Regions from separate parts of the Homo sapiens genome. Here region 1 is linked to region 2. A link is a contact called in ENCODE Hi-C or POLR2A ChIA-PET data. All regions are on one chromosome and are shown on one strand. Each heading gives the region's core, a stretch centred on a gene start or an enhancer-like site at or near the end of the contact. The rest is flanking DNA. Distances are from core to core; before and after follow the strand shown.

What was found. A loop is a pair of places that touch in the nucleus more often than their neighbours do. ChIA-PET counts read pairs that join two places held with the same protein, here RNA polymerase II (POLR2A). Pooled maps may share reads with other maps.
Region 1: a map of B cell shows a loop between it and region 2 (5-fold over the local background). The contact joins two enhancer-like sites. A Hi-C loop is called at or near these places in 3 of 168 maps with a recorded cell type or tissue (B cell, Calu3 and OCI-LY7), 7 of 37 single-sample maps with no recorded cell type and 6 of 50 pooled maps. POLR2A ChIA-PET finds 5 or more read pairs at or near these places in 6 of 52 experiments (B cell, HEK293, MCF 10A and 3 more).

What each region holds. Positions count from the first base shown.
Region 1 is chr7:18,565,544-18,569,725 of GRCh38, forward strand. The region is part of intron 2 of HDAC9 (histone deacetylase 9); the gene reads left to right. Among named protein-coding and RNA genes, the nearest start is that of HDAC9, 72 kb to the left of the region's middle. Within about 2 kb of position 1,433, at least 3 of the 41 ENCODE cell types and tissues checked have a DNase peak (open chromatin) inside an H3K27ac peak, as active enhancers do; they include B cell and OCI-LY7, where a contact is called at or near this core.
Region 2 is chr7:18,528,809-18,532,684 of GRCh38, forward strand. All of the region lies in intron 2 of HDAC9 (histone deacetylase 9), which reads left to right. Among named protein-coding and RNA genes, the nearest start is that of HDAC9, 35 kb to the left of the region's middle. Within about 2 kb of position 1,848, at least 3 of the 41 ENCODE cell types and tissues checked have a DNase peak (open chromatin) inside an H3K27ac peak, as active enhancers do; they include B cell and OCI-LY7, where a contact is called at or near this core.

The DNA.
Region 1 (4,182 bases), core at 183-2,682, 36 kb after region 2:
GACTTGAAGCCAAATTAGAGAGGGAGGAGGAGAAGAGTTCTTTAGCTGTTGAACAGGACTACATATTTTGGACAGTGTAGGGTACTTCTGTAGAAAAAAAGAAAAAAAAGGGTGGGGAATTCTTTCAGCCAAAAAACAAAGGTGCATTTTGAAATATCTAAATGCACTGAAATAATAAAAGCAAATTGGTGATGTTGTTTTAATTTTATTTATATAAGCCTTTGCAAGTAATGAAATCTTTTTATGTTAACCAAAAAAAGAAAGAAAGAAAGAAAAGTATTCTAAGATATTTATAATGTGGATAATTTTTTTTTTTTTCAGTTTTACCCTGGCAACTTTAATTGGCTTAGTGGTTTCTAATTCTGGGCAATTTTCTGTTTCTTTATTAAGCAATGTGGGAGCTGTTGAATAACCATCACATTTCATAGGATCAGAATAATATTTCTGATTTTTCTCAAACTGGGTATTATATTACTGTATAGTAAAAACTTTTTAAGTGAGGAAAATGTCTATTCTTGTTTTGCTAAGTAACATTACAAAAAGTAGATATTTTTGTGCATTCCACCCCCTTAAGAAGCAACTATTGTAGAAAGTGGTGTTTTCATTGAGAGAGAAAATGGAAAGTAATATTTTGCTATTTATTATGGAAAGTTAGAGGAGAGGTTTCCAAATACCACAATCAAGGAATAAAACAATTTTGACCACAACTGAATTTTATATATCAGGCAAAGCCTGTCCTAGGGTAGTTTTTAATTAGATAAAGCTTTCTTCAGAGTTCCTGCTTTCAATTCTCTATCATTTCTTATCTGGTAGGGATCCCGCTTGCTTCCTAGTACCTCTCCCTTTCTTTACATCAGAATCTATTATGTATGGTGGTTATTGATTTACCCAAAGAAGTCAATGAAGGCCAACAGCAGTTGCCTTTTGCATGAGATATACTTTCTGATAAAGACTAAAAAAGTAAATCACACACACATACACACAATTTTTAGGTGGGGAGGGAATAGCTTTGGCAGTAGAGGAAGCCTTGGGAATCACTGTTTTACCTCCCTGGTTTTATTTGTTTTATACATGAGAAACCCAGGATCCATAGACGTGGACTAATCAAGACTAGAACTGGAGACGCAGTGTTCTTTCTGCCAAATTCTGTTTCTTTACATTGACAAGGTATTGGGCATTAGCAAGCAATTGAGAGTAGACTGATAGAGATGTTAATTTATTCATTACTTGTTCTTTAAAACAACTGTATCCCATGCTTGTGAGAATCAAGCAAGATGACAAAGGTTTGTTACCAACGAGTTTGGTAAAGCATTTTCAGAGGAGTGTAGTGGATGTAGTAGGTTTGTACTCTAGGACCTGGAGGTGAGAGAAGACAGAGGAAGGATGTACCATACCGTATGTTCAGAATCAAACCTTCCCTCAGGTCCTGAGGTTATCAGGTCAAGTGTGTCGCAAGGCCTAGCTTCCTCTTTGCTAAAGATGAGTTTTTCTTAGGTGGTGCCTTAGTCATTCATGCAAATAGACATCTGCAGTGCCAGCCCCACCTGCTCTCCAGACATGCCCAGTAGTTTTTGAACCTTGGCTTTGAGTATGTCCTGCAGCATGCCAAATTTATCTCGAGGGGAATAAGCCCAAGTGAACCGCCTACGTAAATCTAACCAAGACAGGCCTGATGTGGCGGGTTGAATTTCTATGTTGAACTAAGGAATCGCATGGGGTTCTATGGCTATACTTCTCCCCCCTAACTGGGCAAGGCGAGGAAACCTGAATAACAACCCCTATACAAGAGCATTTACCTTAGCATAGAGACAAATTGCACTGTTTGTTGTTCTCTCATTTCTTTTGTTTAACCATGATAATACTTACCTTTTTAGCTTCAAGATTTATAAATTCCAAGCAATTCATTTAAAGCATTTTTTTAAAAGCTTGAACTTAAAATTTTGTATAATGTGTTCTCTAGCTACTGAATATTCTACTGGTCTAATCTAAGTTATATTATAAATTTTGTGGAAAATAAGCAGAAGCCATTTGATTCAGAATGCCTTTGCTAAGCTCTATGATTAGCAATGTATTTCCTATGATTTTGGGTTATATAAATTTAAATTTGCATTAATATCTGGAACAACATTTGGGTAAATATTTTTCCCATAGTTTTTAAACAATACCTAACTACCAGAACTATCTTGCATGAAGCACAAAATTTCTGTAGTGGTTTGACTACAGATCTATTACTAGGGTGATAGCCAAACTTGTAGTATTATTATTGCAGCTTTGAGGTGTATAAGATGTTTCTTTAAAACCTCAAGGTTTTAAAACATTCAGAATAAACTATATCAACCCACACATTAACAAACATTTAAATGTCAAATAAGCAGAATATCCTTTAATTTCTAACCATCCCTTTGCAAAACCCATTCCAATGTTGGTTTCTATAAAATATACTGGGGCCTTGTTAGTTTATACATACAGGATATATGTATATGTATATATATATATATATATATATATATGTAAGCTTAGAATTATGTAGCAACTGCTGCACAGATTGGAACAGTCTATGTATGTCTTTCGCTATAATTTATTAAAAGAAATTTCAATTCAATAAGTATTTGTTCTATTTGTAGCTTATTGAAGGGTATACAATCTCTGTCTCATGGAAAAAGAGATAATTTAGGAGAACACTCCTGAATCTTTTACTATGGAATATTATACAGGATCTTTCATTAGGACCATTCTAAATTAATATTTACCATATTATTAAATATGCAAGATAAAAAACACTGAAAAATAATATTGTATATGTGACAATGGCAAAGCTAACTGTAACCTGTCTAGTGCTCATTATTCTCGTCTGTGAAATGGGGATAATAGTAAAGCTGTGTATTCAAAGAGAAAGTCCATCCAAAAGTCATAGCTAGCGCTCAGCATATGTTGCTCATTTTAAAGTGCCATCATTCTTATTTATATTTTTGTTTTCCAGTTGACTGCGTATTGTGAAGAGCAAGCAACAAAGTCTAAAATTAGTATATCAATCTAGTGAAAATACTTAGAACTTGTTTTATATGGTGTTCTCCTGTCATGTTCTATTTCCTAATTATGTTTTATTTTAGATGAAATACACTATGATAATTTTTAACCTAATTCATTCAACCATTATAGCAGAGAGGTAGCTTGGAAATTTGTTTGTCACAGGGACATCCCACCATGTGAGAATAAAAATTGGGCCGGGCGCAGTGGCTCACACCTGTAATCCCAGAACTTTGGGAGGCCGAGGCGGGTGGATCACCTGAGGTTGGGAGTTCGAGACCAGCCTGACCAATATAGAGAAACCTCCTCTCTACTAAAAATACAAAATTAGCTGGGCGTGGTGGCACATACCTGTAATACCAGCTACTCAGGAGGCTGAGGCAGGAGAATCGCTTGAACCCGGGAGGCGAAAGTTGCAATGAGCCGAGATCACGCCATTGCACTCCAGCCTGGGCAACAAGAGCAAAATTCTGTCTCAAAAAAATAAATAAATAAATAAAATAAAATAAAATTTGGCTATAGATTGATTCTCAGGAGTTCGCAAACTTTCTGTTAGGGGCAGATAATAAATATTTGAGATTTTGCAGCCTGTACTATCTCTGTGGCATTCAATTCTGACTTTTTAGTGCAAAAGCAGCTATACACAGTAAGTCAATGAATGAGAGTGGCTGTGTTCCAATTAATTTTATTTGTAAACACTGAAATTTGAATTTCATATATTTTTATGTCACAAAATATTTTCCTTTAAAAAATTGTTTTCCCAACCATTAAAAATGTAACAATCATTCTTAGGTTGCAGGCCATAAAAAATTAGGCAGGCTGGATTTGACCCATGAGCCACAGTTTCCTAACTCCTGTTCTGCATAGTTACCTTCATTATAAATATTTTCAATAATTTCTTATACTTTTGATTGTACAAAGAGGTATGGCTTCAAATTACAGACTGATATCTCAGAGCTGTGCTTAAAGTATTGAGAAGCATTCTGTAATGCTGATGGTTTTCTCAATATTGGCTAATTCTATAAACAGATACTATGAGTTCTGCCAGAAATAGAAATTCTAATGACAGTCTAATTAAATAGAAGCCATGGAGAAGAATTATTACATTTTCTTATGCCAAATTATAAATGTCTTCAATTAATGCACAGATATTTA
Region 2 (3,876 bases), core at 598-3,097:
AAAGTGATACCTCTCTACCTCCACTCTTCTTTCTAACTTTAACAATTTCCTGCCCAGTCTAGGGTGTGCATATTTGGAATTATACCTATTTACAAAGGAACCACATAAGTAAAAAACATGAGATAAAATGGCTATTTTAGCCATCAGAGTTTTTCTGGGGTATTTGTATTACATTTCTGTTTTCTTGCTTGATGTCTTTATCCTTCTGTCATGTGAATCTCTTTATTCCCAAACATTTGTCTGGGTATTAAACCTTTTTTCTTATATGACTCAATGTTAAGAGAGCCTCAAACAGCTAAACAAAATAACAATGAGTGGAAAATTTCTGTAGCCAAGAAGAAAATTAAAAATAGGAGACAGAAAATAACCAGAGAAGAAAAAAAAAATCTTTTGAAAAATGGTCAAATGTCATCCAGATAACCTTCCAAGGAAAGCTGCCTCTCATCTCCTTCCCCCTTCTTTTCCTTCCTCATCTTCCTAAGGTTGTCAGTTGGCATAGGACATAAAAGTAAATAAAAAGATGGGCATAAAAGCAAATCAAAAGTGGTAGGAAAGCAGCCAATAAAAATGGGGAGGTATTGTCCCAGAATAAGGACAGAGATTTTACTTTAGCCAATTCCAAGTTAAGTTTTCATCCAACACTTAGTTTGGTATTTACATGAATGCTTGTATAGATTTCCAAAGTAGATGCCAAAGTAGATTGAGGAAGTTAGTGGATTAGTCCCTAGGGTTTGTTTGTTAAAAGAATTTGAGAAGCTTCCCATAATAACTTTAACATAACAGAAAAGAAAACTGATAATTGTGTGTATTTCGTGTATTTATGGTTATATACATTATGTAGTTTATTTCATCCATAGACTTGTTTTTTCTCAATCATTTCTTTAGTTGTTTTAGAATTAAGAAAATGCATTCATACATTGTTGAGGAAAGAGTCTTGAACTCATTGGATTCACCAATGTTTAAAATCTTTATTGCACCAATTTTTTTAAATCTTTATTGGTTTTCATTGATCTGATGTGGTTCATGATTTTCCATGACATTCACTCTTTTAAAATGAATCATAAAATCCAGCATTTTGCTCTGCTTGTCCCATTACTTATCCATAAAAACTAGATTTAATTTCTACTGTAATTATTTTTTTAAAATACACATTTAGTGCTTTAAGAATGGAATAATTACAGGTCGGGCACGGTGGTTCACTTCCGTAATCCCAGCAATTTGGGGGGGTGTGGCAGGAGGATCACTTGAACCCAAGTTCAAGTGGAGTTTGAGACCAGGCTGGGCAACAAAGCAAGATCCAGTCTCTACGTAAATAGAAATAAAAATAAAAAAAATAAGCCAGGCATGGTGGCACATGGGAGGCTGAGGTGGAAGGATTGGGGAGGTTGAGGCTGTAGTGAACCATGATCATGCCACTCCTGTTCTGCCTGGGCAACAGAGTGAGATCCTGTCTTAAAACAAAACAAAAAAGAATGGAACAATTATAAAATAATGTATGTTCTATCTGAAAACAATGTCGTTAACACTTTATGGAAGCTGTCCCCAGAGTTGAGGGACACTTGCTGATGTGAAGTTAGCCAACACATGACTGCTTCAGAATAGAAACAATGTTCAATGGTGTTGAACAAAAAAAAAATGCACCCTTGCTAAAGCTACTTCTAATGCTGTGTAGCTCTAACAAATGATTTATACTGGTTTTCCATTTAATGAGCTGGCAGGGAGGATTTTTAGCTACTGCAAAATCTTCTAGAAAAAAAAGAAACTTGTTGAGAAGTCTCTGAAAGGGTGTGAAGTTTCTTATTTTACATTCATTAACTTTTTATTTTATTCAAAGTTCAGAAATAGGCTATTGGTCATGCATTGTGAACTCACCATCTGGCTCCATCCAGCTTCCTGAGGGATTTCCCCCAGTGTCACAGTCTTCTGATGTACTTCATGTTTGTAAAAGTTTTGAATGCTTAATTATATATATAAAATATATATTTATATATGTATGTGTATATGTATATATAAATACATATATGTAACACTTATAAAAGTGTGAGAATTTAAATATAGATACATAGTTAAAAAAATCAATCGGTATATAAAGGCTTACAGTGAAAAGAAATTATCCTCTATTTCACTTCAGCTTCAGCCCGACTCGTTTCAGTACTCCAGCCCTGCCTCCCATATTAGCCATTTTAACAATTTTTTACTCGTATGCTTCTAGTGCAACCTCTCTGTCTTTAAATAATATTCTTGCTTTATTCACTTTCAGCATTGTCTATTGACTTAATGCATGGTAATAAGAATAACTCACCAATTTTTCTCTTTTCTCCCCTGCTTCAAACTATACTTACTTTATTCTTAGTTCATTCATTTATTATAATAATTATTATTAATTAGTGTTCAGAAACCTCAGGAAGAATAATTCTCTTAACTGGTTTCTAAGTTGTTGAGATATGTGTGGATCTGAATGATTTGGAAAGTAAGTAAGTGGACTAGCAAACTGTAAGCATCATATAAATATGCTTTATTAAGGAATGTGGTTACACTCAAATTACTCTTTTACTTAAGAAAATAAGAATTTAAACCACTTGACATAAACTGCAGGAAATTGTTGAATGATTTATCTTAATTTAATTTCTTTAAATTCTTTCCTGTGATGTGCTAATATGTATGTAATTAAGAACCAAATGAGAAATGTACTCTTGAAAAAAACTTTAAGTTTTGAAAACCTTATAAAAATATAAAAAGTCATTTTTCCCCTATGATTAAAGAAAATCAAGTTAATGCATGACCTATATGTTGCTCCTTGACAGTCTTTAATAGACAAAATACTGGATTTCCTATAAATAAGAAAATGGAAAGGAAAAAATCCTCTGTTCCTTTCATACTTTTACCCCCTAACTCTTTAACTATACAATGTAGTTCGGCCTCTAATGTGCTTGTGTAAGCAAAACTCAATACCCTTAACCTCCGAGAACCACACTTCTACTGTTGGAGTTCTATTGAACTCCATTTCAATGCAAACAAGTAAAGGAAATGTTTAAAAAGTTGACGTGTGATGAGAAATGAACTCTTTTATGTTTTGTCAAAATTTGGTGCTTCTGGAAAAAAATTGTCAAATACATTTTTTGGTCCAAAGCTTTCATTTTATATTTAAAGAATTAAAAGGCTGGGCACAGTGGCTCAAGCCTGTAATCCCAGCACTTTGGGAGGCCGAGGCAGGTGGATTACCTGAGGTCAGGAGTTTGAGACCAGACTGGCCAACATGGTGAAACCCTGTCTCTACTAAAAATACAAAATATTATCTGGGCATGGTGGTGCACACCTGTAGTCCCAGCTACTTGGGAGGCTGAGGCAGGAGAATTGCTTGAACCTGGGAGGTGGAGGTTGCAGTGAGCCCAGATCACACCACTGCAGTCCAGCCTGTGAGACGCCATCTCAGAACAACAACAACAACAAAAAACCAAAACAAACAAACAAAAAACCACAAAGAATTAAAATACTTCCATACTAAGGCATCACATTTTGGCCATCCAGGAACACTGTTGCCTACAGTAAGATTATGAGCTCTCCTAGAGGTATGATTCTAAAGCAAGATTAATGCATTTGATTATTTCTGGATACAGGGATGGGAAGAGAAGTGGTCTAATTATTCATTTAAAATATACCAATTCCAAAAATTAATTTGTTCTTTCTTGTTTAATTATATGATTTTCTTAGAACATCATAAACTTCTTGTTTATGCCTCTTCTCTCTACTCTGAATATTGACTATCGTGAGAGCTGTTCAGGCATTAAACACCGATTTGAATTTTGGGTTCTCTATGAGTGAACAAGTAAAATTATCAAAACGTTATATATTGATCCTATACCGTTTTTGTTTTAA